Regions from separate parts of the Homo sapiens genome. Here regions 1, 2, 4 and 5 are each linked to region 3. Evidence: chromatin loops called from intact Hi-C (ENCODE). Cell type or tissue: CD4-positive, alpha-beta T cell. All regions are shown on one strand. Each heading gives the region's core, and the rest is flanking DNA. Links, peaks and the distances in the headings are about the cores only.

Evidence for each region. A loop is a pair of places that touch in the nucleus more often than their neighbours do. Peaks named below come from ENCODE experiments on the same cell type or tissue, not always from the same donor. Only the 100,000 strongest peaks of a DNase experiment are listed, where the experiment ranks them.
Region 1: a loop joins it to region 3, with 2.6 times the contacts of the local background. A loop is called at or near these places in 8 of 110 quality-filtered maps.
Region 2: it touches region 3 in a loop (1.9-fold over the local background); 9 of 110 quality-filtered maps call a loop at or near these places.
Region 4: a loop joins it to region 3, with 2.1 times the contacts of the local background. A loop is called at or near these places in 5 of 110 quality-filtered maps.
Region 5: it touches region 3 in a loop (2.4-fold over the local background); 12 of 110 quality-filtered maps call a loop at or near these places.

What each region holds. Positions count from the first base shown.
Region 1 is chr16:23,860,621-23,867,138 of GRCh38, forward strand. The region is part of intron 2 of PRKCB (protein kinase C beta); the gene reads left to right. Among named protein-coding and RNA genes, the nearest start is that of PRKCB, 28 kb to the left of the region's middle. RefSeq lists an enhancer at 5,140-5,786. In CD4-positive, alpha-beta T cell, for the core only: no CTCF peak of the experiment used is centred there; a DNase peak (open chromatin) is centred at 3,281; H3K4me3 peaks cover 1,177 bases; H3K27ac peaks cover 1,598 bases.
Region 2 is chr16:23,901,708-23,908,225 of GRCh38, forward strand. The region is part of intron 2 of PRKCB (protein kinase C beta); the gene reads left to right. Among named protein-coding and RNA genes, the nearest start is that of PRKCB, 69 kb to the left of the region's middle. RefSeq lists a silencer at 2,398-2,583. In CD4-positive, alpha-beta T cell, for the core only: no CTCF peak of the experiment used is centred there; no DNase peak of the experiment used is centred there.
Region 3 is chr16:23,947,148-23,953,665 of GRCh38, forward strand. The region is part of intron 2 of PRKCB (protein kinase C beta); the gene reads left to right. Among named protein-coding and RNA genes, the nearest start is that of PRKCB, 110 kb to the left of the region's middle. In CD4-positive, alpha-beta T cell, for the core only: no CTCF peak of the experiment used is centred there; DNase peaks (open chromatin) are centred at 1,924, 2,964 and 3,994; H3K4me3 peaks cover 872 bases; H3K27ac peaks cover 3,954 bases.
Region 4 is chr16:23,878,931-23,885,448 of GRCh38, forward strand. The region is part of intron 2 of PRKCB (protein kinase C beta); the gene reads left to right. Among named protein-coding and RNA genes, the nearest start is that of PRKCB, 46 kb to the left of the region's middle. RefSeq lists an enhancer at 2,862-2,991. In CD4-positive, alpha-beta T cell, for the core only: no CTCF peak of the experiment used is centred there; a DNase peak (open chromatin) is centred at 2,901.
Region 5 is chr16:24,007,434-24,013,951 of GRCh38, forward strand. The region is part of intron 3 of PRKCB (protein kinase C beta); the gene reads left to right. Among named protein-coding and RNA genes, the nearest start is that of PRKCB, 170 kb to the left of the region's middle. RefSeq lists a silencer at 3,273-3,322. In CD4-positive, alpha-beta T cell, for the core only: a CTCF peak has its summit at 3,238 (motif pointing left); a DNase peak (open chromatin) is centred at 3,218.

The DNA of each region.
Region 1 (6,518 bases), core at 949-4,948, 86 kb before region 3:
CACACCTGTAATCCCAGCACTTTGAGAGGCCAAGGTGGGTGGATCACTTGAGGTCAGGAATTCCAGACCAGCCTGGTGAACATGGTGAAACCCCATCTCTACTAAAAAAAAAAAGAAACAAAACAAATCAAAACAAAAAAACCGGGCATGGTGGTGTGTGCCTGTACTCCCAGCTACTCGGGAGGCTGAGGCAGGAGAATTGCTTGGACCCGGAGTCAGAGGTTGCAGTGAGCCAAGATCGCGCTACTGTACTCTAGCCTAGGCAACAGAATGAGACTCAGTATAAAAAAGAAAAAAATGTTTTTTTCTTTTAATTCTTCGGGTTAAGGAGAGTGTCTTAGTTTGGTGCTATCATGTCCTAAACATCTTTCTAATGCATGCAAATCTCCCTTTTAAGCTAAAAGAATGAAGCAATCTCAGACTCAGAGCTATGTACCTGCTAGAATTTAATAATTTAAATTTTCATTGTGTTCTTCATACTCACCTTCTATTTATAGCAAGTGTTACTAGCTCTCCAATTCTGGAGGTTGTTTCAGATAGGATGCATTAGTTCTTTTTTTTTTTTTGAGACAAGGTCTTGCTCTGTCACCCAGGCTGGAGTGCAGTGGCACAAACACAGCTCACTGCAGCCTCAACCTCCCAGGCTCAAGCAAACCTCCCACTTCAGCCTCCCAGGTAGCTGGGACTACAGGCATGTCCCACCATTCCTAGCTAATTATTTTATTTTTTATAGAAACAGGGTCTCACTGTGTTTCCCAGGCTGGTCTTGAATTTGGGCTCAAGCAATCCTCACACCTCCGCCTCCTAAAGTGCTGGGATTACAGGCATGAGCCACCATGCCTGACCTGCTTTGGTTCTTAAAAACAGAATATCTGGCGAGCCTAACAAGGAGGCTGGTGGTTCCAGGGTTGGTTTAATCAAAGACTTAACACTGTCATCAAGCGCCTCTCAGTTATTTGCTCTGCCATCCTCAAAATGTGATCAGTGTCTCCCTTCTTGGTCCCAGGAAGGCTGTGATAGCTCCCAGAATCACATACTCACAGGGCAAAGCAGGAAGGAAGGGGACATAGGACAAAGGATTTGTGTTTAAGTATTTCATGTCACATTTGCATGTGGTGCTTGGAGCTGTGGCAGCTATGTTTTGACCATGAGGGACAAGGTTGGCAAGCTGTAAATGGCAGTGTAAAAAGAGGGAGAGGATCTGTCTCCTTCACAATATCCTTGAGCCCCTGAATTCACTAATCTTGATATAGCTCTATCTCTTGAAATTTTGTTTTGTTAGATAATTCTCTTACTGCTTAAAACGTCTTAAGATGGGTTTTCTGTTCTTTCCAGTAGAATGCATTGTATCTCACACAATTTGAGGTTATTGCCTCAACCTACTCTGAATCATTGCTCCTCCCCCTTTTTTCCTGGTTGATTAGCTTCTCTTGAGATTGTGTCTTATCTTCCTGGTTTTTTGTATGTCGGGTAATTTTGGATTGTATCCTGGACACTGTAAGTGTTGTGCTGTGGAGACTCTGGATTCATTCGTATTTCTCTGAAAAGCATTGATGTTTTTGTTTTAGTAGGCCATTGACTTGGTTGGACAGTAGACTGTCTCTGGGACACCAGCTCAGATGTCAGTTCTGTTTTTTATTTTATCCTTGAGTCTTCTTTGGGACTGCCCCATGCATGCATGGTTCAAGAGTCAGCCAGACATTTGGGTGGGGTTTAGACACAGAATTTGGGGCTCTTCTCTCTTGGCTGTCTCTATTATGGAATTCCTTCCTCACTTTCCAGAAGCCGTGAGTGACCTGAAACCTGTCCTCTGGTTCTGTACACCAGAAAGACTTGAGGCTTCATGTTGAAGTTTTAGCTGACAGCAGCTTGCGTTCAGGGGAAAAGCTGTAAAATGACCATTCCCTTCTTCCAAGTTTCAACCTCTCTGCAGAATCTGCTTTCTTTTGTTCACTTTCGAGTAATTTCAGGAAAAAATTTTTTTTTCGTTGAGAGTTTTTACTTGTTACCTATGGAAAGGTTGGGTCTAGCTGAAGCTTGCTTGCCCATAACAGAAACGAGACTCTTTTCTGTCTAACACATGGGAAAACTAACGCCCAGAGAGGTGAAGTCATTTCCCCAATTGTCAGAGGCACTTGAGCCAGAGTGACTCCATCTTGAGTAAGGGCTAGGAAAATAAGACCGGGACTTGCTGGGCTGCATTCCCAGAAAGAAAGGTATTCCTAGCCTCTAGATGTCTACAGTTAAGGGAACAGATTGATAATGTTTACTAAACAGAGCCAGGCTTGGCAGTGTCCAGCTATCCCGATATCTTGAGAACAAAGGCATTCCTAATTTTGCTTTAAGGATAATAATATTGATTATTGCAAAACAGAGTAATTAAGAAAATTAATCCTTTATCACAAACCCTTGTAGCAGAACACATCTCTCCATGATTTTTAAAATCATATATATATGATTTATATATATGATTATATAATATATAACATATATGATCATATAATCATATATATGCATGTGTATGTGTATATATATACACATGCATATATATGTATATATGTGTATACATACATACGTATATATGTGTATATATACATACATATATATGTGTATATATATACATATATATACACATACACACACACACACACACACACACACACACGAATATTTTACCTAGGGTGGACGTGCTCCTTCTCTTACTTTTAGGAACCCCCTACTCTGTCTATGGAGTAACTGTTCTTTCACCACTTTACTTTCTTAATAAACTTGCTTTTGCTTTGCACTGTGGACTCACCCTGAATTCTTTCTTGTGCAAGATCCAAGAACCCTTTCTTGGGGTCTGGATCAGGACTCCTTTCCTGTAATACAATGTCACAGAGCTCTTAAGTGGCAGAGCTTGGGGCCAAACTTAGGCTGCTGCACCCGATGTCCCAGCTCCTCTGCCCTATCTAGCTGTGGATTTGTGCCTCGAAATAGAATTGCATTTTGAATGCAGTTTCATTTTCGTATGGAAAGTGTCTATCCTGTAAATGTAACTGTAGCAGCCCCAAAGCTGAGCTGGGCAGTTTTATGGCAGCCTGGAGTCAGTCTTGTCCGCTTCCAATCAGGGTTCCTGGACTGGCTCCTATATTAAAATTGGTATTAGTAGACAATGTTCCAGGCAGAGTTTTGGATAGAAACTATCCATCAGCACCAAGAATGTGCCTGATTTGGTAATCTTTTTACCAAAGTAAAAGTCAGTAGTAAGTTGTGGTTAAAAGAGAGGAAGTTCAGAGTTCAGTACGTTATTTCTCTCTCTCTCTCTCTTTGTTTAAATAAAAGAGGAAGTTACTGCTCTTATTTTTGTACCAGCCCGTCAGTAATGGGTACAGAGTAAAATCTTAGCTAAGCTGAGGTCAAACTTCAAAACTTAGTAATAAGGATCTCCCTTGTTCCTTTGTAGGGCGACTAACATGAAGGTTCTGACTCTTAACCCATAGAGCCACAAAAAATAGTCCTAGGAAAATCATATGATTTTATTTATTTTAGGAACAGAAATGGTCCCTTCCGAAGTAGAGGCATTTCTACTTCTTTCCTAAACACCATCTCTGCTCAGTGAGCTCTCCCACCCTCAGGTACTGTGTTTCAGGCTTATTGCTGTATTGCTAGAAGTATCCTCACCTTCGAGATTAAGAAAAGATATTTATTGCCGGGCACAGTGGCTCACGCCTGCAATCCCAGTCTTTTGGGAAGCTGAGACGGGAGGATCACTTGAGCCCAGGATCTTGAGACCAGCCAGGGCAGTATAGTGAGAACTCATCTTGAAAAGAAAAATTTATTGAGCTCCTACTGTATACTGGGGATACAGCAATAGGCAAGATAGCCCTTGCTCCTCATGTAACCTACAGATAATAAACAAGATTACAAACAAACAAAATAAGAGGTCGTTCTAGATTATGATAAGTGATGGAAAAGAAAAAACCTGTATCTACTTCTTATAGCAGAGACCTGCATTGGGAGTTGCTGTGATCAAACAGGAAACGGAAGGTGGAGTTTGCTTCTGTATCCCTCCATCCCTGAGTGGAGGCTGGGTGCTTCTCACGACCAGGGCCTCTGAGATTTCTTTTTTTGTTTTTTTTAAATTATTTTAGATTAAGGGAGTACATGTGCAGTTTCGTTACGTGGTTATGGAGCGTGATGCTAAGGTTAGGGTTTCTATTGGTCGCGCCACTCACATAGTGAACCTAGCATCTGATAGGTAGTTTTTTGACCCCCTTCCCCTATGCCCTCTCCCTCTTGGGGTCCCTAGTGTCGGTTGTTTCCATCTTTATGCCCCTGTGTACCCAATGTTTAGTTCCCACTTCGAAGTGAGAACATGTGGTATTTGGTTTTCTGTTTCTGCATTAATTTGCTTAGGATAATGGCCTCCAGCTGCATCCATGTTGCTGCAAAGGACACAATCCAAATAAGCACAATCAGAAATGACCAAGCTGACATTATGACTGATCCCACAGAAACACAGGAGATCCTCAGGGATGACTATGAACACCTCTATGCACACAAGTTAGAAAACCTAGAGGAAATGGGTAAATTTCCTTTGCACACAACCTCACAAGATTGAACGAGGAAGAAATAGAAATCAAGATTTATTTTCTGTTTTGTTTGTGTGTGTGTGTGTGTGTGTGTGTGTGTGGTTTTTTGTTTGTTTGTTTGTTTTTTGGACAGGATCTCATTCTGTCACTCAGACTGAGGTACAGTAGCACAATCACACCTCACTGCAACCCTGACCTCCTGGGCTCAGGTGATCCTCCCACCTCAGCCTCCAGGGCAGCTGGAACTACAGGCATGTACAACAATGCCCGGCATATATATATATATATATATATATATATATATATATATATATATATATATATGTGTGTGTGTGTGTGTGTGTGTGTGTGTGTGTGTGTGTGTGTGTGTGTGTGTATATGTATATTTAAATTTTTATATATAAATATATATCTATCTTTGTAGAAATGGGGTTTTGCCATGTTGTGCAGGCTGAAATTGAGATTTCCTAATGTAAGAAACAGAGCCCCAAGGGGCTCTTCTTGGGCTGGTCGCTGTATTTCATCAGGTGCCTCTGTGTTGGACACTTACTTCCCTCCATTGCATAGATTGGATCCTTTATGCTTAGCCTAGACTCTGCCCTTTGGGATGCAAGGAGCTGAGTGAAGGTTCTGGGAGAGTAGGCTTAAGCCCAGAAGAGGGAGGCCTCTCTCTGGATGTCATGCTAGAGCCTGCCTTTTAGTCTTTGTGTTTCCACTCTCCATCCTCCTCTTCTGGAGTTCAGAACCCCTTCCTGGTCAAATTGCCCCCGGGCTCTATGGGATCCTGTGGGATTCTATCCTTTGAGTCTACCCCACCCTTCAAGTACTTCCTGTCTTTTCACACCTAAGTGAAAGAAAGTAGGATAAGAACAGCAGTTGTTAACTTGATTGATTGTAAATTGCCTTCATTAGAAAATGTTAATTATCGCCCCTGGGAAGGGATTAATCCTTTAGGTCTCTAGGTTACTAGACTGGCAAAAGCCAAGTGTGCCTTGGTTGACTGTTTCTTTCTGAGAGTAAAGAGAAAACATCAGGGGAGGTAGAAACCTCAGTCATGGGGTAATCATTATGGCCATGTTTATCCCCATACACGTATCTTCTGCTGATTCTGGAGTCAGCTAGATTTTGTGACCCAGCATAGATGATATAGTGACATTGTCCTGCTGTGTTAAAAAATTTAAGTTCATAAGAAATGCATAAGTACAATCTCATCAGGATAAATTACACAACATAGATAAGATTGAAGACCTTTTAACTCTTTTGACGTCTCAATTTAGTCCCCTCTACCTTCCCCAGAAGCCTATTGTTTGTAAATTTGGTGTCTCTTATAGAACTCTGTAGCATTCCAAAGTCTGAACTTTCTCCCATGCATATGGCCACTTCCCTGTTGATGAACATTTAGATTCTTTTTTGGAGGGGTTGTGTCTATTACAAACAGCATGGCAATGAGCATCTTTCTACACATCTCATCAATATGCAAGTGTTTCTCGTGTTCCTCGGAAGTATAATGGCTTAGCCCTGGGGTATACACGATTCAGCTTTTAATAGGTTTTGCCAAATGTTCTCCAGAATAGCTGGACCACTGTATACTCCCACCAGCAGTGTGTGTTTCCGTCTCACTGCATCTTTCCCAGACCATGATATTATCAGGCCTTAACACTTTTGCCAATCTGATGGGAGAAAAATGGCATTTAATTTTAATGATCCTTTCCTGTCCCCTTCTCTTCTCTTCTCTTCCCTTCCCTTCCCCTTCCTTTCTTCCTTCCCTTCCTTCCCTTCCTTCCCTTCCTTCCCTTCCTTCCCTTCCTTCCTTCCTTCCTTCCTTCCTTCCTTCCTTCCTTCCTTCCTTCCTTCCTTCTCTCTCTCTCTCTTTCTTTCTTTCTCTTTCTTTCTTTCTCTTTCTTTCTTTCTTTTCTTTCTTCATTTCCTTTCCTTTCTTTCCTT
Region 2 (6,518 bases), core at 834-4,833, 45 kb before region 3:
TTCTCTTCCCTGAAGTGTCTTGTGGGAATTGGCTGGTGGCAGCATTTTCTCTGAGGTCCCAAAAATTCGAGTGGTCAAGAAGACACCCTGCAATGATCATTCCCCAACATTGGAGGCCATAAAAGTCAGTCTGGGTTTGCAAATACACACTGGAAGTCTCAGAGCTGGTGCAGACATCTCAGAGCTGGTGCAGACAGACACTGTGGCTGAGTGTGTGTGCCTTGTTCGTTATGGTTTCACTGCTACTGGATTGGTACCTGGTACACAGTAGGCACTGAAAAAATATTCACTGAAAGAAAGAGAAAACTTGATGGCAGTTGTAGGTCTGGGTCTGTTGGAATTTTTACCCCCAGGAAGAGATTTGATTTTAACTCAAAGCCAGTTGATAAACAGCCTCACCCAGCAGACAGAGGGCAGCTTGGGGGAAACTGGAGGGTATGTAGGGTGGGGTGGGGCTCTTATCTGTATGGACAATGCCATATATTTTCTGAAACTTGGATTTTTCTCCTTATAAGGGAGAAGATCCAAGAAGACAATGAAAAAACATTTGCCCCTGCCTTTAGAAAAAATAACCTTTTAATTTTTGGAATAATTTCAGATTTTTAGAAAAGTTGCAAAACATTTACAGAGAGTTCCACTGCATACCCCTCACCCAAAGTTTCCCCCTAATGCTAACATCTTATGCAACTGTGATGCCTTTGCCCCTACCATTTTGAGGTTAACAATTAAGTTAGTATAATACTTATTCTGTACCGAGCTCTATTCTATATCATTTTCCTGCAGTTGTTTATTTGACCCTTTCAGCATCCTTTGAGGAATAAGCACTGTTATAGCAGTCCCCATTTTACAGACGGGGAAGCTGAGGCTCAGCTAGACTCTAGCTAGTGTTCGAAACCTAAGTTGTCTGGCTCCAGTCTCTCACCCCTCACCATTATTATCTGCACAGTAATGATGGTAACTGTCATCTCTTGATGATAATGCGTTCAGGAACTGAGCTCAAAAGTTTTTCCCTCCCTCCCTTCCTCCCTTCCTTCCTTCCTTCCTTCCTTCCTTCCTTCCTTCCTTCCTTCCTTCCTCCCTCCCTCCCTCCCTTCCTTCCTTCCTTCCTTTTTTTGAGATAGGGTCTCACTCTGTCACCCAGTCTGGAGTGCAGTGTCACGATCGTAGTTCACTGTAACCTTGAACTACTGGGCTCAAGCCATCCTCCCACCTCAACTTCTTGAGTAGCTTTGACTACAGGCATAAGCCATCATGTCTACCTAATTTTTAGTTTTTTCTTTTCTTTTTTTTTTTTTTTCCTTTTTCTGTAGAGACAAAGTCTTGCTATGTTGCATGGCTGGTCTCAAACTCCTGGCCTCAGGAGCCCTCCTGCTTCAGCCTCCCCAAGTTCTGGGATTACAGGTGTGAGCTGCCACGCCCAGCCTACTTATGTTATTTCTAAACCCTCCCCTGACTCAGAGCTGTGGTAAAGAGCCCCGCTTTTGTTGTCCTGCTCAGGACAAAAATACATGGCCCCAGGCTTTTGTGAGTAGGATCCGGAAGGGAACTTAAGTGTGTGTGTGTGTGTGTGTGTGTGTGCACCCACGTGTGTGTGGGGGAGTGATAGAGATTCTCCTGGTTTCTGTCCTAGTTTTTTCTAAGCGTATGGAGACAGGTCTGCTCCGTACATCTGGGGATTGGTATTACCACATCATTTCCCCCCTAACAGCAGCAAAGATTCTCAAAGCTTCATCAGAGCATGAACAATCAGAAATGCCTTAATTTTGTTAGTCACAATAAATAATACTTTGATTAATTAGCAAGCACATGCCTTGGGAATATGAGAAAGTAAATGATTTCTACCCTAGATCTTTCAGATAGCTGGGAGGGAAGAGAGTATTAAAATACGCTTTTAACTATGGGTTTTGGATGGAGAAGAGGAGAATGCCGGAGAGGGGAAAGCAGCAGTGGAATTGTTCTTGGAGATAGGAGAAACTGAAACTCTTTCCACCCAGGGTCTTTGCAGAAAGTGGTTCCCACTGCCTGGAATACTTTTTCTTCTCTTTACATGGTGAGCTCTCACTCTAGTCTCAACTTAAATGTCTCCCCCTTTGACAGGCCCTTGCTAACATCCTGTTTCAAGTTCCTTCTGGATATTGATTAGGATGGTAAGCTTCATGAGGTTAAGGATCTCTGTTTCATCCACTGCTCCATCCTCTGGTGTCTGCAACGACGCTGGCACACCATAGGCCCTTATTAAATATGTGTCGACTAAATGAATATGTGGTCTTATTAAATATGTGTCGACTAAATGAATATGTGGTCTATTTCAAGTCCTCGTTTGTGTCTGCCCTAGAACTTAGCACTGTTTGCCATTAGCTTGTCTATTTCCTTGTGAATAGCTAGATTCCCTCATGAGCTATAAGGGCCACGATGGCAGGGGGTGTGTCTACCTTGTTCACCAAGGGTACCCAGGATGAACCTGGCCTGCAGCTAAGGGGGTGGGCTCTAGGGTCAGATTACTTGGGCTCAAATCCCAGATTTCCTATGTTCCAGCTGTGTGATTTCTGCTAATTGTCAAGCCACTCTGTGCCTCATTTTCCACATAGGTGCAAGAGGGGTGATAATAGCATCTATCTCTTGGGGTTGTTGAAAGAATTAAATATGTCAGTATTGGCTAAAACACTTAGAGGAAGCTGGGCGTGGTGGCTCATGTCTGTAATCCCAGCACTTTGGGAGGCTGAGGCAGGTGGATTGCTTGAGGCCAGGAGTTCAAGACCAGCCTGGCCAACATGGCGAAACCCCATCTCTACTAAAAATACAAAAATTAGCCAGACATGGTTGTGGGTGCCTGTGATTTCAGCTACTTGGGAGGCTGAGGCAGAAGAATCGCTTGAACCCGGGAAGTGAAGGTTGCAGTGAGCTGAGATCGCACTACTGCACTCCAGCCTGGGTGACAGAGCGAGTCTTCATCTCAAAAGAACAACAACAACAACAACAAAAAACCACAACACTTAGAAGAGTATCTAGCATATAGTAAGTGCTTCAGTGCTTTATACATGTCAGTTATTGGTAGTACTCAAAATATTTGGGATTTAAAAGTTGGGGGATTTTTACATAAAAGGCACTTTTCCTCTTTGAGTGGTAAAATCTCCCCTAAGAAAGAGGCAAGGACAGATGGAGATGATCTGAGAGGCCCAAGAGATCCTTAAAACCAGGCTTTTTAAGAAATCTGATGTTTTATTTCTCCGTATTGTCATGGAAAAGGCCAGCTTTTAGCATGCCTGGTGTTTCTGGTGTTTTCTTCTCTTCACTGTTTTCTACATTTCTTTCTTTGCATTGGTCCTTTTTTTTTCTTTTTTTTTTTTTTAATAAAAAAAAAATAGCACAGCTCGGAGTCTTGCTTGCTGACTTACTGCTAGAGTGTGGGATCCATTGCTTCCATTTAGAGAAGCAGCCGGCCCTGGAATGTGGCCGCAGGGCTGCCAGGCTGACTCTGTGAGCTGAGCTGGCGAGGAATGCACTTTGCAGCTTGCACTGAGTTTGGCCTTACGTCTGTGGAATTTCTTCTCTCTTCTTACTCATTCGTGTCGTTAAATAAATAACAACACAAGCAGTGCATCCTCCCGGTTATAATGGCAAACAGTACAATGTGTTACAACACACAGTAGCTTGAAGAGGATATCTCTCTCCTGTGGTAGATGCTTCATTCCCCAGAACTTCACTCCTCACCCCCAGAATAGGTTGCCCAGTTAACAGGATGCCTGGTTCAGTCTGCATTTTGGGTAAACAAGGAACACCTTTTTAGTATAAGTATGTCCCAAATATTGCATAGCACCAACTTATCCTAAAACACTATTTGTTGTTTATGTGCTATTCAGGTTTAACTGGGCATTCTGTAGTTTTATTTGCTAAATCTGACAACTCCAGAGAGTCTCCTAGAACCAGTTTCCTGTATTTTCTTCCAGTAATTTTCCAAGCATGTGCAACCTATGGATATCTTGGCAGACTTACTCCTGGTAGAATTCCCATCACCTAGAACAGTGCTTAGGACATTGTAGGTGCTTAATAAATATGGGTTGAATGAGTGATTGACTCTGTACCCACCCCATTTTTCTTCACATAAGTGGAAATATATTATAGTGTTGTTTCATATGTAGCTTTTCCTTTTAATAATGTCTCATGGGGATTGATACATAGAGCTGCCTCATACTCCTCTAAGGGTTTCCTAGCATTCCCTTTTATGATGCATAATGTATTTAACCAGTCCCCTGATGATCGACATTGGTGCTGTTGAGAGTCTTTAGCTATTATAAACAATAAGGTAGTGAGCATTCCTATATATGTTTACCTCTGTGGGTTTGACGACGTGCAAGGATAGGTGTCGCATTGGAATCATGAGGACGGAGGATATGTGCTTTAAAATGTGGATTGATGTTGCTGAATTGCTTTCTGTACAGGATCTGTTCACACTTCCCTCAGACAGCTTGTTCCCCATCTCCTTACCAACATAGAATATTATCAAACTTTTTCATTTTGCCAATCTGATCAGTGAAAAACTAGTATCTCGCTATCATCTTAATTTACATCTCTTTGCTTATGAGAACATTTTTATGTTTGAAAGCTCTATTTCTTTTTCTGTGAACTGCTTCTTCTTTTTTGCCTATTTTTTTCTACTTATTGATTTTTAACCGGTTTTTGTTTGTGAAAGAACATGTCTGTTAGCCTGGCATATGTTTTATATATAATGTAATTTATAAAATTGGTGTTTAACTTTGAAAAAGTGATTTATTATGGATTTTTTAAACTCTGTAGACATTAAAAAATTCCTCAGTAGTCAATTTATGAGTCTTTTCTTCCACATATTCTACATTTTGTGTCTTGCTTAGAAAGGCCTCTTACTCAATGAGATTATAGAGGAATTCTCCCATATTTTCTTTTACTACTTTAACTTCTTTTTTTTTGCATTTAAATCTTTAATCCATCTGGAATTTATTTTGGTTTTAGGAGGGAGGTGAGGATCTAGCTTTATTTTTTACCAGATGGCCAGCCAGTTGTCCCAATACCATTTATTGAATAATCCATCGCTTCCCACAGAATTGAAATGCTGCCTTTATCATATATTAAATTGTGGAGGAGGGATTTTATACTCATTTTCTGACAGCCTCCAGTGCCAGCTAGGCAGCAAGGATTTTAGGGGGTTTCAGCTGACTAGAGGCAAAGATCCTGACCTGAAGGATAACCGCAATTTATTAAACCAGAAATACTCTGTGTAGGAACAGTGGGTTTCCTGGGTGGGGACAGGGTTGGGGTGGGGGAAAGTGAGTGTCCCGTGCTGGGAGGAATTTAGTTACAGCAAGATTTCTCAACCTTGGCATTATTGACATTGGGGGGTGGAATAGGTCTTTGTTGGAGCCTGTCCCATGTAGTGTAGGATGTTTAGCAGCATCCTTGGTCTCTACCCAGTATACACCAGTATTAACTTCACCCTGATTTGTAACAATCAAAAATGTCTCCAAACATTGCCCTGGGTGGCAAAATCATCTTCAGTTGAGAATTACTGCTTTATCAAGCCTGGGTCGAGCAGACCTCCCATCCATTTCTTTTAAACAGAGGCAGGGTCTTGTTCCGTTGCCCATGCAGTGCATGATGTGATCATAGCTCACTGCAGCCTCAAATTCCTGGCTCAAGCCATCCTCCTGCCTCAGCCTCTGGGGAAGCTAGGACTATACCACATGCCCAGCTAATTTTTTAGTTTTTGTAGAGACAGGGTCTTACTATGTTGCATAGGCTGGTCTCAAACTGCTGGCCACAAGCAATCCTCTTGCCTAGGCCTCCTGAAGCACTGGGATTATGGGCGTGAGCCACTGTGCCCAGCCTGAACAGACCGTTGATTAGATGCATGTGAGGCCCTTTCTTGTTCTGAGAGTCTGTCATCAGCAGTATCAATGGCTCCAGATGTCTGGGAGGCAGGAAGGGAGGTGCCTATCTATCTCAGAGACCAGAACACCCAGATTTCTGGTATGAGTGTGGGGTCTGTGGGGAAAGGGTGGAACCATACCGGTCGACTCCGGGAGGAACAGAGGTTCCCACCTAGCCCTACAGGTGAATCTTGCAAAACTCCCTAGGACCTGCCTGGGAGCCTAGCCATTCCCCCTGCTAACCACACCCCCAGACAACAAGGCCTGGCCATGGATCCAGGAACAATGACTCTGAGAACCGGAGGTGGCAGATGTTTTGTGATTTAACAGCATATCGGTTTATTGTCTTATTTTTCTTAGGAGTAAAAGAGTCCATGGGTGTATTGTTGGGGGCAGCAGGAAGCACACGTGTCTATTCGGAGATTTGGGGCAGCAGGTGGGGAGAGAAAGTCCATCTAGACGAGGGAGGTGTGGGAGTGAGATGGAAGAGGAGAGGGAAGTGGGTGGAATCCCTGGGAGCTGGGGGAAGGAGGAAAACACAGAGAGGAGCTGGCTGAGGTTTGAGCAAGGCCTCTGGAGATTGGTGAGAGCTGGGGCGGCGGGGATTCTTTATGACAG
Region 3 (6,518 bases), core at 857-4,856:
GCCCAGCCCATGGATCACACTTTGAGTAGCAAGGGGCTAAGGGATCCTGACATAGCATTTTGGGGTCCTGCAGCTTCAACTTACTCTGCTGCCTGTTCCCATGACCTCTAAGACTGCTCTTCTCGAGACAGCATCCTTGTTCTGCACTGGTTCCTTTGGAGCAGCTGCTCAGCCCTGCTAAAGGCATCTTGCTCAGTGCAATATTAGTTTGCTGCGGAAGATCTGGGACCTGGGCTCCTCTCCTCATTCTCCTTGATCTTAGTTTTGGTTCTGCCAGGACTTTGCTGGGCAATCTTTGTCATGTCCTTTCCCCTTTTTAGATTCAATTTCTTGATTTGCAAAACAAGACAGTAGGAGAGAGTCACTTTCTAGTTTAGGCATTCTGAAGTTCTGTGAATCTGTGATACCAGCTGGTTGGTGCATTTTCCTGCCAGGCCATAAGCAGTACTTGCCTTTATTTCTGGGCTCCAGTGGGGGTCTTCAGAGATACATAGATGCATATAGTCAGGACAAGAGTTAGGAGGAGTAAAGGTAAGGGTTCAATCCAAACCTTTTGGAATAGTAACAGGGTGGCCCAGAGAGATGAAGAATGATTGGGGCACAGGAATCTTCTTGCTTTGGGGCCTAAACGACATCTCCAGGGAATGGCTACTCATTGGGCACATATGAGCCAGGCACTGTGCCAAGAGCTAATGGGAGACACTTGTCATTCTTTCTGGCCACACACTCTGGAGCCGCTTTTTTTTTTTTTTTTTTTAATATTTGTGAATTCGCCACCTCATAAACCCATGTCTCTTTAATGCACAACTCAGAAACCCACTCGCCCAACCTCCCTTGCAGCTAGAGCACAGACATGTGACCTAGGATCTGTCAATCAGGTGAGTCCTTGCTGGACTCTGAATTGGTGGCTAGAAGCAGCAGACACTGTGTTTGATCTGTTCTGGAGGGGGAGGTGTTAAGTATGTCCAGACTGCAGAGTCAGCTATGGTGGGGCTTCTAGCAAGATCTGTCCCTTGTGAATGTTGAATATTCACAGCATCTGTAGTGCAGATTGCCTGGTCTGGACTCTGGAGTGGTGGCAGCGGGTTCTGTACTGTGGTCAAGATGTTTCTTCTGGCTTTCTAAATGTGTCCTAATTGGATTCTCAGGGCCTCCCAAAGCTTGTCTTTCCTGGTTAAACTGGTTAGAGTGGGCTTCCATGTTTATAAATAAGAATCTTGACTGCTTACAACACTTTATGTGTGTTATCTCATTGAATTCTTTTTTTAATTTTTGAGATGGAGTCTTGCTCTGTTGCCCAGGCTGGAGTGCAGTGGTGCGATCTTGGCTCACTGCAACCTCCACCTCCAGGGTTCAAGCGAGTCTCATGCCGCAGCCTCCCAGGTAGCTGGGATTACAGGCACACAGCACCATGCCTGGCTAATTTTTGTATTTTTAGTAGAGACTAATAAGGTTCACCATGTTGGCCAGGCTGGTCTCAAACTCCTGACCTCAAGTGATCCACCTGCCTTGGCCTCCCAAAGTGCTGGGATTACAGGTGTGAGCCACCGTGCCTGGCCCTCCTTGAATTCTCACAGTAACCTAGTGAGGTAGGTGTTATTATCCTCTTCTTGTAACTGAAGAAACTGAGTCAAGAAGAGATGAACTAACTTGCTCAAGGTTCCACTGTCGATAAGTGGAGGCCCAGGATTTGAGTCCAGATCCTCTGGTTCCAAAGCACACATTCTTAACCACCATGCATCTCCTGTCAGAGATTTGTGGGTGTGGAAAGGTCCTTGCAAATCACTTGTCAGTAGTACAGGGTTTCATGAGATCTACACCTGGGCTGGGCACGCCTGTTGGTTTTTTACTGACAACGCATAATTTTTCGAGGAGTGGTAATCAGAGGCAACCGTTCTAGTGACAGTGATTCAGGCGTAAACACTTGGCTTTGGCCCAGAGGTTGCACTGTGTGAGACCACAGGTGAACACTAGAATGTTTACACTCTTCCGGAGTCTGTAGGTGGATGCCAGGGACAGAGAATGAGATTGTAACCCAGAGAAAGAAAGAAAAGAAAGAACGAACAAACAAAAGAAAGAAAGAACGAACGAATGGACAAAAGAAAGAACGAATGAAAGAAAGGGCCAGCCCCTGGGGCCTCCTTAGATAAGGAAGAGAAAGGAGACCTTGCCTCAAGCTCAGAAACTGGTTAAAACACGAGCCCAGTCACCTAGTGATAAGCAGTGCTTGGTTCTATTAACTCTGACAACATAGTACTATCTTGGGCAGAGCTCTTTGGAGAAGCAGGTTGGCTAACTGGCCAACCTCAGTTGATTCTCATGGTCTTGGAACTTTCCTGGGGGTCCAACTTCCTCCGTTCTGCCCCTCTTTTTTCTCTACCTTCTATCGTTTTATTCTTTGTCTCCTTTATTTTTCTTCAACAAATATTTTTGAGCACCTATTGTTAACAATTCAACCAATATTTATTGGGTGTTTGCTCGGTGCCACTTACAGTTCTAAGTGCTGGAGATACAGCAGTGAACTAGCCAGACAAGCTGTCATAGAGTTTCCAATTTAGTGGCAGTGGGGTAGTCCAGTAGGCATGAAGCCAGGCAGGTACCAGTTGTTGAGGTGGTGGTAGTTCCACCCAGTACTAGGAAGATAACATTCTTATCCCCATTTTACAGATGAAGACACTGAGGCAAGAGAGCTTAAATTAATTGCCTGAGGTCTCACAGGTAGGCTGGGATCTCTGTGAGATCTAGGAGTGCCAGAGCCACTTGGGTCCAGCCACCCACACCTCTTCCCTGTGCCTCAGGCTGGGATGACACCCAGAGCCTCTCCTTTCTCCCTCACCTGGGCCCAGAGACCACCTCCTTCCCTCTCCTTGCATTGCTGCTGCCCATGCTAACCGAAGGAGCCTCGCCGTGGGGCGGATGTGGCCTCCCCAGTGGCCCACTTCCTCCTGCTTCTGCCAACAGCAGCATTGGCCCCTATGATTTGAATTTTTTTTTTTTTTTTTTTTTTTTTTCTGTTGATCCCTCTAGCGGCACCAGATGTGGGTGGGGTGGAGGGTGGGTACACCCACACTCCCTTAAGCCTGGAAGTAACCTAGGTTCCAGACTCTGTGTGTCCCTGAATGGTAATAGTGACTCTCTTCTTAGCTGTCTGTCCCACTGGGTCCTCCCACTCCCCAACTGGTGCTCCTGCTTTTCCTCAGAATGGGGGACATAAATCTCCTTCTAGTCCCAACCCATTGTCAGGCAGGGCTTCCTCCTGGAGGGCTGACTTCCCAGGACTGGGCCAGCTAAAAGCTAAGCAGTATGGGTAAGAGCACGGGGTTCTGGAGTCAGACAGACCTAAGTTCAAACCCCAGTACTGCCGTGGACAAGCTGTGTGGCCTCAGACAAGTTGATTAACCTCTCTGAGTTCCTTTTAAAATAGGCTGAGGTCTGTAGGGATAAGGTACCTGAGGTCTTAGTGCCTGGCACAGAGTAAACCCACGTGTTGGCTGTTTCCATTATTGGGTAGAACAGAGGGGCCTCCTGGCATCAGTGGGCATTTTGGGCCTGCTGCTGTCTTGTCTATCTAGGCCTTGGTTTTGCCTTTCAGGCTGGTGCCTCTTTGCAGTTTCACTTTAGCAAGTGAAACTTTATTTTTCCTGTTTCTCCTGATCTGTTTCCTCCTTATTTTCCATAGTGAATAATCACACATAAGCCTTTCTTTTCTCAGGGCAAGGTTGCTGTCTGTGAAGGAGTGGAATGCCTGAGCATCCCTGGTAGGAAAGGAAGAGTGACCAGCATCAATGGGGTACTCTATTCCCTGAGTAGCAAGCCCTCTTCCCGCCTTGTCCCTGGCTCCCACACCTGTTATCCTGCCGGCAGTCATCTCCAGTATCCCAGAGGAGCCATAGGGATGGGTGTTTGAATATAAGAACACTCTGCAGCTCAGATATGCGGCATTACTTTTCCTGTTTGACTCAGTTCTGCAGAGGGTTGCTGAGTGACTGTCATGTGCAAAGCACGTGGGAGGAAAGATGAATAATGAGAGCAATCGAATGCCCATTCCCTTGCATCCAGGGTGCTCTACTAGACCTGCGTTCTTCCATCATTCTTTCAGCCCACGTGGTTGCCAATACTGGGAGTTATCAGTCTTTTCCATTTTTGCCAATCTAATGGATAAAATATCTTGTATTAATTTGCATTTCCCAGATATTCATGAGATTAGGCATACGCTTTTTGGGCACTTGTATTTTTTTCTCTGGGAATTCCCTCTTCGTATTACTTTGTCAATTTTTCTAGTGGCTTTTTTATTTGAGACAGGGTCTTCCTCTGTCACCCAGGCTGGGGTACAGTGTCCAGATCACAGCTCACTGTAACCTCAACTCCAGTGATCTTCCCACCTTAGCCTCCCTAGTAAATGGGACTACAGGCACACACCACTATGCCAGGCTTTTTTTTTTTTTTTTTTTGTAGAGACAGGGTTTTGCCATGTTGCCCAGGCTGGTCTTAAACTCCTGGGATCAACTCATCCTCCCAACTTAGCCTCCCAAGGTGCTGAGATTACAGGCATGAGCCACTGCACCTGGTCCCCTGTCTTTTTTTTTTTAATTAATTGATAGTAACTCTTTATATATTCTAGATGCCAATCCGTGATTTAGTCTAAAAATAAATCCCCTTGGTCTGTCCTATGTCTTTTCTTTTGGTTTATGAAATCTTTTGTAATACAGGAACGTCACACTTCCACAGTCAAATGTGTCAGTCTTCTAAATAGATATAGGTACCTTGTATATACTCCTTGATATATCACATTGATTGGTGGTGACCTGTTTGTCTCCCTGGCTGTCAGACTGTGAGAAACTTGAGGGCAGGGGCTGTACTTTATTCTTCTCTGTCTCTCTAGGGACTAGTGCAAAGCTGGGCACAGAGTTTTGTGCCTGAATGAGTTTTTTTTGTGTGTAAACGTGGTATAAAACAGGTCTTGTGACTGAATGAGGGAATGAATGAAAAAGCCCTGTCCTGCCCTCCCTGCAGAGATGGGGTCTGCTGCAGAGATGGGAGTGAGTCAGGGAGTGAATCACAAGCTCTTCCGTGGCTCAGCTGACATTTCAAAAGCCCTGAGCAGAGAAGCCCCCCTCATTCCAAGAGAGCCTCCGCCTCTTTGAGCAGGCACAGTGAAGCTCTGCTGATTATCAAACTCTGTGTGTGTATGTGCACGCACGTCAGGGGTTTAGCAGTTAAAACTCTTAGTGCTGCATATTCTGCGTATGTGTGAACAAGGCTTTAAAAAATCTCTCAGAGGACCTGTGTATGTGTGTGGGTGCTGGGGGCTGCATAGAGAGAGAGTTAAAAGAGATGAGGGGGTGTTTAGAATCGTTGCAATGTATTGCATTTGTTTCTGGGAGGGTGGGGCGACTGGAGGGGGTTAAATAGCTCCCAGAGGCGCTCTTGTGAGCGGAGCTTCCTGAAATCTCTTTATCTGTGGCCACATGCTGTTCTTGGTTGTCCACGTGGTTCCCTGGTGTCCCTGTTGCTGAAGGCACTTCTGTTTTGTTCTTGGAGGCTTGGCTTCTCATTGCCATTTTCTAAAGCAGTAGAGAGTGCCAGTTAGATTGTTAGACCCAAATAATCTGAAATGTGTGAAAAAATAGTAAATATTTACTGTACCTTTTGTGGAACAGGTTATTGCCATGGAAATGCACTGTACACGAATCTGGATGATGGAGGGAAGCTGGCTCAGGAGCTATGGGAGTGTTTGGATACCATGCCGCCTGAATTGGCAGGTTTAGGAGTGAGTGCCGTGGGTTTAGAATCACAGTGTGGTTGGGTGAGGCTGAAACACTTGGTCCCCAGTCAACCTGTACTGAGAGGGGCATTTATTCATTGCTTCCCACATGCAGGGTGCTTCCTAGAGCATTCTCCATGCATTATTGCGTTTAATCATCATGCCACCCCAATGAGGTGCCATTATCCTCCCTGTTTTACGGAGACACAGAGTGTTTGATCTACTTGCTTGAAGGTACGCAGTCAATGAATGGCAGAGCCCCCTGACTCTGTTCTCTGGAGCTTGATCCTTCCCTGCTCAGCTGTTTCTCTCACTGTGATTTACCCTAGAGAAAGCTAACCAGCTGTCTACCGGGGTTTTATTTTCCAATATTGACTTCGGGGCTGACATTTAGAAACCATCAACAATTTCCAGCTTCTCTTGAAAATGTGCACAATCTGGCTACTGTGTGGGGCTTCCCTAGTGGCTGCTCCCGAGCAGCCATCCAGGTTAGCCGGGCATCAGCTCTGCAGTTGGCGCTGGGCATCCTCCTGTTGCAGCTGGGGAGAAAGCATGGGGTATCACACCCAGGGGCTCCTTGAATTAATTGAGAACTGTCTGTTGAGAGCTCCTCATCCTGTTAGACTTGACATTTAATTTAGCTGTTGTTTTCATTTGCCAATTAGAGCTTTTGAGATTCTTTTGATTTTCTTCCTGTGGTCTCAAGGAATTTGTGGGTGGTTGAGTGAAGATCTTCATGGCAGGAAAGGAAGGC
Region 4 (6,518 bases), core at 852-4,851, 68 kb before region 3:
TTTGGGAGGCTGGGGTGGGTGGATTACTTGAGGTTAGGAGTTCAAGACCAGGCTGGCCAACATGGTGAAACCCCGTCTCTACTAAAAATACAAAAAAATCAGTGGGGCGTGGTGGCACGCGCCTGTAATCCCAGCTACTCAGGAGGTTGAGGCAGGAGAATCACTTGAACTTGGGACGCGGAGGTTGCAGTGAGCTGAGAGCGTGTCACTGCACTCCAGCCTGGGCGACAGAATGAGACTCCATCTCAAAAAAAAAAAGAGGCAGTGTAGTGGTTGAGTGCAGTGTAGCTCCTGCTGAGAGCTGGTTTTCATGTTTTGTGGGCACACAGGAAGTAGAGAATGCTGAGAGCTGGGCACTGAAGCAGTAGGAGATATGGGAGTGGGAAAGTGGTTTTCTTTAGTAAGTCTGGGCTGTTTTCATAGCCTAGGATGAAGTTCAGCAATACTCAACCTTGAGGTTTTCCAGGCACCTTCTCCTTGACATGAATCTCCTGCAAACAGATGTCATAGTAATCTGGGAATAAACCTTTGTTGTTGGTCCTTTAGCTATCCTTTTTTTTTTTTTTTTTTTTTTTTTTTTTTTTTTTTGAGACGGAGCCCCACTGTTGCCAGGAGTGCAGAAGCATGATCTCAGCTCACTGCAACCTCCGCCTCCCCAGTTCAAGTGATTCTCCAGCCTAGGCCTCCCGAGTAGCTGGGATTACAGGCATGCACCACCATGCCTGGCTAAGTTTTGTATTTTTAGTAGAGACGGGGTTTCACCATGTTGGCTAGGCTGGTCTCGAGCTCCTGACCTCAAGTGATCCGCCCGCCTCGACCTTTCAAAGTGTTGGGATTATAGGCGTGAGCCACTGAGCCCGGTGCCCTGGTCCTTTAGCTTTCTAAGACAGCAGCATAGTAGTTCAGAGCATAGGCTCTTGGGCCATAGCTTCCTGAGTTCGAATCCTAGCTCTGCTGTTTTTTAAACTCTGTGACCTTGGGCAAGTCTTAACCTCTCTGTGCCTCAGTTTTCTTGTCTGCAAAATGGGATTAATAAAAACACCGATCTCATAGGATTGTTGTGAAAATCGAGTGAGTATGTTTATAGTGTTTAGGAAAGTTCCTGGTACACAAGACATGCTCTGAAAGTGTATTAATATTATTTGTCCTTAGACTCAGTAGTACTCTGGGGGAATCGAATCCCCACCCCTAAGCCAGGCAGCATGGTAGAAGCTAGGTCAGCTGGCAGGCTCCTGGGTCTTTTCCATTCTGCTGCAGGAGATGCCTGACTCACCTCTTGTGCTCACACAGATGACAGCTAAATAGAAGGGCTCTTTCCTCCTAGTATTAGCTTAATTATAGGGGCTCCCTAGAACAGTGGGGAAAATGAGCTTTGAGAATCCCCCCACCACACACACAAGGCCCACACTAGCACCTGAAAGAGGAGTGAACATTGCTTCCTGCCTCCTTCTCCCCCTCCTTCTCACATATGCCTTTGTCTCTGTGATTCTGCACGTTTAATTTTTAATCCCGGGATGGGTTCTATTAGTTTTTGTGTATTTTCTCTGCCCTGGTTTGAGCTCCAAAAGGTCTGTTTGGGTCTCTGTGGGTGTCTGACAGCCTCTGCAGGCCTTTCTGAATTATATAACTCAAGCTTTGTATTTTCTATTTGTTACTGGGGGTTCTTTCTGTGCTATAATTTTACTCTTAGAAAATGAAGTAGGGTACTAGAATTTTCTCTGGGATCCCCTAGGGTTTCCTTCTGAATATTTTTTCCTGCCATATTTTCTTCGCTAAAACATTTTTTTTTCTTATTTCAGAAGCAATACATCTTCATTATAGAACATTACAACAAGATGCAGAGAAAGAAAATAATCTTATCAAGCAGAAATGTTAATACCTTGCTATCTACCCATGTCTCTCTGTCTCTGTCTCCTCAAACACACACAAATGGGGTCAAGATGACATAAGAGACTATCTGCTTTTCAATTCACATTTTACGATCTTTTTTTTTGTATGGTTCTGTAGTCTCCACTGCTTGGCTTGACGATCTTTAACAGGTGCCCTCCGGATGGTCATGGGGGTATTTTCCATTTCTCACTGTTACAAGCAGTGCTCTGATGAAACACCTTTTGCTGGCATTCCTAATTATGTCCTGAGAGCAGACTTCTAGAAGTTTTCAGCAGTGAGGTTAAAGGGAATGTTTGCCTCTCCTCTTCACTCTGTGATGCTCCTGGGGGCCCAGGCCCATGAGTCTCTGTGTCCATCTTCCCAAGATGAAAGACAAAGAATGGGCAGAGCATTGACAGGGCCCTGTGTTGACTCCTTTTCTCTCTTTTCCCAGTTTTTTTTTTTTTTTTTGAGACAGAGTCTCGCTCTGTTGCCCAGGCTGAAGTGCGGTGGCGCGGTCTTGGTTCACTGCTACATTTGCCTCCCAGGTTCAAGCAATTCTCCCGCCTCAGCCTCCCAAGTAGTTGGGATTACAGGCACTCACCACCACACCCAGCTAATTTTGTATTTTTAGGAGAGACGGGGTTTCATCATGTTGCCCAGGCTGGTCTTGAACTCCTAGCCTCAAGTGATCCACTCACCTTGGCCTCCCAAAGTGCTGGGATTACAGGCGTGAGCCACTGCACCCTGGCCCATTCCCGTTTTTTAAAAAAATATTTTATTCCTTTTAGACTATTTAGCCACAGTTTTCCATTCTATTCCTTGGGATAAGTGAAAACTTGATTTTTAAAAAATAATTACAAAATTTTAAAATCATGGTAAAAAACACATAACATAAAATTTACCATCTTAACTATTTTTTTAAGTGTACAGTATCATTTTAAGTACATTTACATTGTTGTGCAACAGTTAGGACTTTTCATCTCGTAAAACTGAAACTCTATACCCACTGGCAATAACTTCCCATTTCTTCCTCCCCACCGAGCCTCTGGTAACCACCATTCTGCTTCCTGTTTCTATGAGTTTGGCTATTTTAGATGCCTCATGTAAGTGGACTCTTGCAGTATTTGTCTTTTCATGGCTGGTTTCTTCCTTTTTTTCTTTTCCTTTCTTTCTTTCTTTCTTTCTTTCTTTCTTTCTTTCTTTCTTTCTTTCTTTCTTTCTTCCTTCCTTCCTTCCTTCCTTCCTTCCTTCCTTCTTCCTTTCCTTTCTTTCTTTCCTTTTTTTTTTTTTTTGACAGGGTCTCCCTGTTTCTCGCAGGCCAGGCTGGAGTGCAGTGGGGCAATCACAGCTCATGGCAGCCTTGACCTCCTGTGCTCAAGGGATCCTCCCATCTCAGCCTCCTGAGTAACTGGGACTTCAGGCACACACTACCATGCCCGGTTAATTTTTTTCTTGATTTTTAATAGAGACAAGGTCTTGCTATGTTGCCCAGGGTTGTCTCAAACTCCTGGCCTCAAGAGATCCTCCCATCTCAGCCTCCTGAGTAGCTGGGATTACAGGTGCACACTACCATGCCCAGTTAATTTTTTTTCTTGATTTTTAATAGAGACAAGGTTCTTGCTATGTTGCCCAGGCTGGTCTCAAACTCCTGGCCTCAAGTGATCCTCCCACCTCAGCCTCTCAAGGTGAAGGGATGAGCCTCCCAAAGTGAAGGCGTGAGCCATTGCTCCTGGGATGACTGGTTTATTTCACTTAGTGTAATGCCCTCAGAGTTCATTCATGTTGTAGCATATGTCAGAATTTTCTTCCTCTTTAAGGTTGATTAATATTCCATTGTATGAATAGGCAACATTTTGCTTATATATTAATCGGTCAATGGACATTTGAGTTGCTTTCACCTCTTGGCTATTGTGAATAATGCTGTTGTGAACATGGGTATACAAATATCTTTTTTTTTTTTTTTTTTGTAGAGATGGGGTCTCCCTATGTTGGCCAGGCTTGTCTCAAACTCCTTGGCCCAAGCAATCCTCCTACCTCAGCCTCCCAAAGTGCTGAGATTACAGGTGTGAACTACTGCACCTGGCTGAGACTCCACTTCCAATTCTTTTGGATATAGATCCTGAAGTGGAATTGCTGATGGTAGAAACTGTCTCGGGAAGATTTTTCTGGGGATTTGGCTTCTAACTGCACCACAGCTCCAGTGGAAACATCTATTCATTAAACTGGCATTTATTGAGGACCAGCTTTGTTCCAGTCACTGAACAAGGCTGGGGGCATAGCGTGGCTTACATAGGTCCCCACCCTCCATGGAGCTGATATTCAGCAAGAAGCCAGACAATACACAGGTAAGCAAATTGAAAAAAACAGGATGAGATCCACTGGCGATAAATGTCATGATACTGAATCAGGATTTGACAACAGAGTGATGTGGTGAGTGGCTACTTTAGATCAGAAAGGCCTTCCTAACTGGGTGACAGGTGACCTGAGAACTACAAGGTGGGGAGGAGCTAGCCACACAGAATTTGGGAAAATACCATTCTGGGCCCTGGGATGAGCAATGGAAAGGTCTTGAGGAGGAAAGTGGCTAGGCGTGATCCTTGTTGCTGGGGCGTGGTGGGTGTGGGGCCAGATCATAAGGGGCCCCACAGGATGAGCCTCTGTGCTAAGTGCAGTGGGAAGCCACTGGAGAGTTTTAGGTAGGCGAGATGCAAAGGATCAGATTTGTATTTAACACACCTTCCATTGGCTGCCAAGTAGAGAATGGATTGTTGGGGACTGGAGCAGAAGTGGGAGGATGAGTCAGGAGTCAATTGCAGATTTCTAGGTGAGAGATGGTGTCTTTGTCTGCACGGGCAGCAGTGCAGAGGGAGAGACACAGGCAGATTTGGGAGGTAAAAGGACTTACTGGTAAATGGGATATGAATTGGAAGAGGGAAGCAAATGCACAGCTGGGCACCTGGTACACTTTACATATGACGTCTTTGAACTTCGTAGCAATCCCATAACCACATTTTGTAGATCTGTGTTGTCCAGTAGAAATATAACATGAGCCATAAACCTGAGCTGTGTATGTAATTTAAAATGTTCTTAGCAATCACATTAAAATGGTCAAAGGAAACAGGTGAAATGAACTGTGAGAATGTTTTCTTTAACTCAGCATATTCCAAATATTCCCATATCAACATGTAATCAATATAAAATTATTAATGAGATATTTTACTTCCCCGCATAGCAAGTCTTCAACATTTGATATGTATTTTACACGTACAGCACATCTCAATTCAACCACACTTCAAGTACTCAGTAGCCACATATGGCTAGTGGTTACCATATTGGTAGCACAGTTATAGATGAGGAAAGAGAGTCTCAGAGAGTATAAGTTCTTATGCAAGCTTATAGAATTAGGACTTGAACCCTAATTTGACTCTGGCACCCGTGTTGTGCTCAAAGCACTGCATCCACCCCCAATGATGAAGACATTTTCAATGTAAGCAAAAGTCCTGGAGATTTCCCCACATCATATACATGGGGACATAGGAACTAACATTTGTCATATATTTATATTTTCCTTTCCAAAGCAGATCAACCCCAAGTTACCTTCCCTTAGCTCTCGTTTTCTGCCTCTCTTTGCAAATATCACTTCATTAAAAATTGTGAACATTCTCTTTGCCTTCCCTTATGGGCTTCCTGTTTGAACACCACATCCAGGGCACCCTGGGAACTGAACCATCTCCTTTTCTTTTTCTTTTTGAGTCAGGGTTTCACTCTGTCGCCTAGACTGGAATGCAGTGGTGTGACCGTAGCTCACTGCAGCTTCAATCTCTTGGCCTAAAACAATCCTCCCACCTCAGCCTCCTAAGTAGCTGGGACTACAGGAACACACCACCATGCCTGGCTAATTTTTTTATTTTTATTTTTTGTAGCTGCAAGGTCTCACTGTGTTGCCCAGACTGGTCTCAAACTCCTGGACTCAAGCAGTCCTCCCACCTCAGCCTCCCAAAGTGCTAGGATGACAGGTGTGAGCCACAATGCCTAGCCCATATCTCCTTTTCTTTTGTGGCATTCTAGTAGCCCTTTGGTTCATGCGATCATTTAGTTGTTCAGCAAATATGGATGATTGAATGGATATAATAGGTGCAGGGCACTCCCAGGTTCTCAAGATGGATGATCTTGGGCAAGTTATTTAATTTCTCTGGATTTTAGTTTCCTTGCCAGCAAACTCAAGATAATAGTAATGCCTACTTTTAAGTAGTTATTGTGAAGATTATAAGGAATTAACAATAACGATAATAATAAGTAATAATGATACATGTTGTTTATTAGAGCCTGCTATATGCCAGACACTAACTCTATGATTTAACCTTCTCCTGCTACCCTTTACTCTTATTATTTCTTTAGGAGTGAAATTCACTAATCATTAAGCTTTTTAACTAACTGAATCAATTCTGTTTCTTAAGCAGATGGGAGATCCTGTGGCTTTTTACCACTATCCACAGCTCTTTTTTTCTTTTTCTTTTCTTTTTTGAGACGGAGTCTTGCTCTGTCACCCAGGCTGGAGTGCAGTGGCATGATCTCGGCTCACTGCAGTCTCCGCCTCCCTAGTTCAAGCCATTCTCCTGCCTCAGCCTCCCGAGTAGCTGAGGTTA
Region 5 (6,518 bases), core at 1,248-5,247, 61 kb after region 3:
TAAAATGCAGTTCTCTTGATTGTCAAGTGAATTCTGCATGATTCTTCTGCTCTCATTTGCCACGGGCTGACTGCTTCTGCAATGCAGAACCCGCTTGTAAAGGTCAGAATGAATTGCTTCCAAACATCCCTTTGTCCCTCACTGTCACGAAGACACAGAGCTGCATGCTGTGGAGGAAGAAGCAAATCCATGATGCTGGAAGGCCAGAGAACAGAAACCAACCGTGCACAGAGAGGCGAGCTGCTGGGACTTGAATGAAGCTGATGCGTCCCATCTATAAATTATTGTGGCTTCTCCTAGTTGGGAGGCAGGACCAGCCTCACAATTTCCCAGAAGACCGTAATTTCTGGAGCCTGCAGGCCTGGGGGCAAATGGAGAAATCAAAAGGCAGATGGCCTTGGAGATAGGCAGCCAGAAAGGATGTGAAAGGCCCTGGTTCTGGACTCAAGAGACCTCACGTTTCCTAGTCTTCTTTCTGTCTCTGCTCTTTTGTGTTCATGAGGTTCATGCCCTCATGAGGGCTCCCCCACCTCCAGTGGTCTAGGATTCTAGGATGTCTTGGTATTCTTTTTCAAAAAAAAAAAACTAAGAGCCAGCATTTATAGATATAATTCTGTCCTAAACACTTTACATATAATAATTCTTCATTCTTCATTACACCCTGTGAGATAGGTTATCATTGTTATAATTCCATTTCACAGATGAGGAAACTGAGGTACTCAGAGACTAAATGACTTGCTCAAGGTCACTTGTGAGAGGTCCAGCTCTAGGCCCTCTGGCCCGTGGGGCTATGCTCTTACCTAGTACCTCAAACTGCCTGGTAGACCTCAACCCTGTGTACCTGCACAAATGGTCCTGAAGCAGGCAGCTTTCTTCCCTGAGAGCTGCCTTTCCAGATATGCACTGCCAAAGGTCTGTGACCCTACAGCCTTGGCCTGATTTGGTCCAGATGCGTGTGGACATCTCTCCCAAACAGGATCAAATTGGCCTCTTCTAGGAGTTTAGAATTTGGAATCAAGGGTGCTGGTTTTAGTCTGGACTGGTCACACAGTTTTTGACAACTGTTTATTGTACGGGAAAAGTGTCCAGCTTGATGAATTCTCACACAGTGAATTTTTCTTTGTAAGCAGAGCCCCAGAAGCCCTTCTTTGCTCCTTCTAATCTCTACACGTCCCTCCCCATCCATCAAAATAACCACTACCAGACCAGCAATCCTTTGGCTGCTTTTCCCCCCACCCCCAGTGATCTATTTTATTTTATTTTGGAAAGAACACGTAACATGAAATCTATCCTCTTAACAAAGTTTTAAGTGTAAAATGCATCATTGTTGATGATGGATGCAGTACGAGACAGCAGATCTCTGGGGCTTATTCATCATGCTTGACTGAAACTTGATGCCCATTGGTAAGTAATTCCCCATTTTGCCCTTCTTCCAGGCTGTAGCCACCACCCTTTCACTCTGATTTTCTATCAATTTGACTATTTTTGTTACTTTACGTAAGTGGAATCATCTAGTATTTGTTTTCCTGTGACTAGTGTTTTTCATTTACCATAATGTCCTCAGGGTTCATCTATGTTGTCTCATTGCAGAACTTCCTTCTTTTTGGGGGGCTGAAAAATATTCCATCATATGCATAAACACATTTTCCTTATCCATTTGTTCGTCAGTGGACACCTAGATTGCTTCCACGTTTAGCTGTTGTGAAGAGTGCTGCAATGAACATGGAACTGCTAACATTTCTTCAGGATGTTAATTTCAATTCTTTTGGGTAAATACCCAGAGGTGAGGGTGCTGAATCATATGGTAGTTCTATTTTTAATGTTTTGAGGAACCTTCACACGGGCTAAGGACTTGAATAGGCAGTTGTCCGAGGAAGACATACAAATGACCAAAAGGCATATGAAAATTTAAAAAGCTAAACATCACTAATCACTAGGCAAATGCAAATCAAAACCACAATGAGATATTATCTCACACTTGTTAGGATGACTATTTTTTTTTTTTTTTTGAGATGGAGTCTTGCTCTGTTGCCCAGGCTGGAGTGCAATGGCGTGATCCTGGCTCACTGCAACCTCCACCTCCCGGGTTCAAGTGATTCTGCTGCCTCAGCCTCCCAGAGTGCTGGGATTACAGGTGGGAGCCACCACGCCCGGCCTATTTTTTTTTTTAAAAAAGACAAGTGTTAGCAAAGATATGGAGAGATTGGAACCCTTGTACACTGTTGGCAGGAATACAAAATGTTGCAGATACTATGGAAAACAGTTTGCCTGCTTTTGAGCACTTAAAAAACAAAACTAGGCTGGGCCCGGTGGCTCACATCTGTAATCCCAGCACTTTGGGAGGCCGAGGTAGGGGGGATCACTTGAGGTCAGGAGTTTGAGACCAGCCTGACCAACATGGCAGAACCCCGTCCCTGCTGAAAATACAAAAACTAGCCTGGCATGATGGTTTTTGTATCTGTAATCCCAGCTACTCAGGAGGCTGAGGCAGGAGAATCGCTTGAGGTTGCGGTGAGCCGAGATCATGCTACTGCACTCCAGCCTGGGTAACAGAGCAAGACTCCATCTCAAACAAAAACCAAAAAACAGAATTATAGAGTAGACCATCTCTTGTGTCTGGCTGGTTTCTTTCATATGTGTGTGTGTGTGGCCACATGATATTGAAAGGACACATAGCATCCTGTTCATCAGGATGTCCAGCTTCAGAGCCAGCAGGGGCCAGGCAGGTGGGTGAATGAGTGACGTGTGTGACCACAGGCATGTCCCATTGGCCCATTGAACACCCTATCTGAAAGGGGCAGCGGCACTCAGCTCCGTTTCCTAATTCCTGCTGTTTAAAGGATGAAGGTCTAAGTTTTCCCATTTTTTTCCAGAGAAATCTGAAATCCCCTAAATTTAGATTTTGACAGAGAATTCAAGAATTACAACTGTGGTGTATTTTAAACACATTTTTGGACTGGATTCCTTCTGTGAACCTCCGGTTTACAACTTCTGCATTCGTAGGTGGGGACTGTCAGTGGAAGGTCTCCCCCACCCCACATCGGAGGGGAGAAGGGAAAATGTAAATTTAGTCAAATGGGCTTTCTTTGGAGAGTAGAGAGTGTGCAATAGTCCAAGGCAGGGAGCTTTAAAAGAATGCAGAAGTCTTTTTTCTCTCTTGGTGTCTGAGCTCTAAATTGGCTGGGACATATCCTTAGTTAGGAGTCAGTGGCTATAGCGCCCCCTGCTGTCCTTTAGCACCCTCTTCGTGTCCAGTGAGATCTGCAGGTGAGCCTGGAAGCCACTTGCTTCTCCTGCAGGTTTTGGGAGGAAGATTCATCATTTTAAATATTGCTCAAGTGCCTGCTGCTGCCAGTGACTTCATAGGCTCCTGTTAGACTCACCTTCACTTATATTTGGTCAATTACCTACTCCCTCAGTCAGACCTTGCCACTCGATTTTTTTTTTCTTTTTGATACAAGGTCTCACTGTGTTGCCTACGAGTGCAATGGTACCATCACGGCTCACTGCAGCCTCTGCTTCCCAGGCTTAAGTGATCCTCCTGCCTCAGTCTCCCAAGTAGCTGGGGCTACAGGCATGTGCCGCTACGCCTGGTTGATTTTTTAATTTTTTTGTAGAGATGGGGTTTCATCATGTTGCCCAGGCTGGTCTCAAACTCTTGGGCTCAAGCAATCCTCCCACCTTGGCCTCCCAAAGTGCTGGGACTACTCAGGCATAAGCCACCATGCCCAGCCACCACTCTATTTTTTTTTAAATTGGAGGTAGGGTAAGAAGGACTGGGCCAGGTCGTCCTTCCCACAATTCCAGTCTCACTGTTTCTATCTATTGAAAAGCATTTCTGGCATTTGCTTGGTACCTTTCCCTGGTTTCTGGGCTGAAATAGATTTTATCCCATTTTTAAACAATTCCTTCTGATACTTTCAGGGGTAGTTTGTGGATGAGAGCAGAGTGAAATGCATAGGCTCAGGTTTGTGGCCTTGCAAGTTAATAAAGAGTGTGGACTTTGGAACTAGCCTGCCTGGGCTCCAATCTTGGCTCTGGTACCTACTAGCTGTGTATCATTGTTTTCATTGTTTTGTTTTGTTTTATTTTGTTTTGTTTGAGACAGGATCTCACTCTGTTGTTGGGGCCAGAGTTCAGTGGTGCAATCATAGCTCACTGCAGCCTCCAATTCCTGGGATCAAGTGATCCTCCCACCTCAGCCTCCTGAGTGGTTAGGACCACAGGCATACACCACCACACCTGGCTAATTTTAAATTTTTTTGTAGAGATGGGGTCTTGCTATGTTGCCCGGATGGGTCTTAGCCTCCCAAAGTGCTGGGATTACAGGCATGAACCATTGTGTCCCACCTTAGCTGTGCACTTTAAATAAGTCACTTGACCTCTCTGTTCCTGTTTCTTCATTTACAAGGTGAAGATGATAATATACTACTTCTTAGGGTGAGTATTAAATAAGTTAACCTATGCAAAGAGGTTAAAACAGTGCCTAGCATATCATAGAAATGTTTGCTTGACCCAGAGGCCTGAACCTGCTTTGCCTTCAGTGTTGGTCTTTAGGTCCTGGCTTCACTCCTTAATGCTGCATCTCAGCCTTTCCTCATGAAACTTTCTGTCTTTGATCCTTTTCACTCCTTAACTGTGAATCTCCCAAATTCCACTGAGCAGTGATCAATTCTTGGGGCATCTTGCTCTGTGTTCCCAGACATTCCTTCACCCTCATTTTCTCTCCATGGCCAAATCCTATAGTGCCTCCTAAATAATTATAGCTGACATGTATGTAGCACCTATCATATGCCACGTGCTGTTCTAAGTGATTGATATATGCTAACTCATTTAATCCTCACCCTATGAGAAAGATGCTTTTTTAACACCTATTTTATAGAGGAGGAAACTGAGGCCCAGAGAAGTGAACTGACTTGCCAGGTCACATAACTAATAAGCAGAGTCTGGATTTGAGTTTGGCTCTAGAGCCTGCTCTTAGCCACCATGTCCCATCCTCACTGAGAGGACCCTTGTTCAACTCCACTAACCCTCTCTGGACAAGTAGCCTCTGGTCCTGTCTCCCTGCTTCCTCTCTGTCTCACTGGCCTACCCTTTCCACACCTTTCTAAAAACCAAATGTGATCATGTCATCCTCTTTGTTGAAAACATGTCAATGGCTTCCCATTGTTCTTGGGACAAAGTAAATACTCTTTGAAGTGGCTGCGAAGCAGGGTGGACATACGTCCTCCTCTGCCAAGCTTGCCTATAAACCAAATTGGTTTGTTCTGTTGTGTCAGCGTACCACAAGGCTGGTGCCCTTGTCATCCTCACAAGAGTCCCTGTTGGAAGATACAGGATATGATTGTCCTACTCATGAGGCCCTGCGTGCTCTGGCGTCAGGGTCCCTCCAGCCTTTGCTTGACCACTCTGAGTACCTTCGTTCACTCCTCTGTTCATCCTGCCACCAGGCATTTGCACATACTTCTCCCTTGGCTGAGATACTCTTCTCTCTCTTCTTCCCTGTGAGTTCAGTGGGTCTCAATTCTAGTTGCATTGTAGAATCTTCTGCAGGGCTTTTTAACTGAATGCAGTGTCTGCACCCATTCCAGACCAACTAAGTCCAAATCTCTGATTGATTCAGAACCTCTCAGTTGCATGCAGGGTTAAGGGCCCTGGTCAACTCACGCTGGTCCTCTAGACTGCAGCTCAAGCATCACTTCCTCAGGGAAGCCCTTCCTGACCTCCCTGACCAGGCCCATTTCCAATATTTTGTACTCAGCACACCACATACCTCTTCTTGCTGTCACATATCTTAGGGACATCTAAATATTAGGTTGGTGCAAAAGTAATTGCGGTTTTTGCTATTGTAAATAATGGTGCAATAGTAATTAGTTAAAAGTAATTAAAAATAATGGCAAAAGCACAGTTACTTCTGCACCAACCTAATATTTACTTACATGGTGACAAAGAACCCAGATTCTGGATAAAAATGAATCACTAGCTGTGTGACCTTGGGCGAGTTACTTAACTTCTCTGTGTCTCAGTTTTCTCCCCTATAAAATAGGAATAGTCAAAAACCTGTTTTACATGGTCGTTGAGGATCAAATTAGTTCATAATATGTAAGGCGCTTGGAACAGTGCCTGGCACATGGTGAGTGCTGTATGTGGTAGCTGTTACTGCACTAGTAATTATTACCCCCTGCTGGGATCTGTAAATCCCTGAAGGTGGGGTTGGCATCCGTTGTTTGATCACTCCACACCTAGGATGCTGCATGAACATAATAGCTCTTCAATACCTGTCTGTTCAGCAGAGTGGCGTCCTAGTGAGGTTCTTGGTAAAAGATGAAAGGTGAGATGTGGAATTGCAAAAAAAAAAAAAAAGTATAGACATCAGAGTTGGCCTGCACAGAATTCACCTTCCTCAGTTAGGGCCCTTGTCTATGCGGGCCTGCTGGTTCAGGGTCATTGTTTCTAGCGGTCATGAGGATCAGAGCCTGCCTGGACTTGCTGTGTGCAGAGTCCCCGGTGCAGATGGC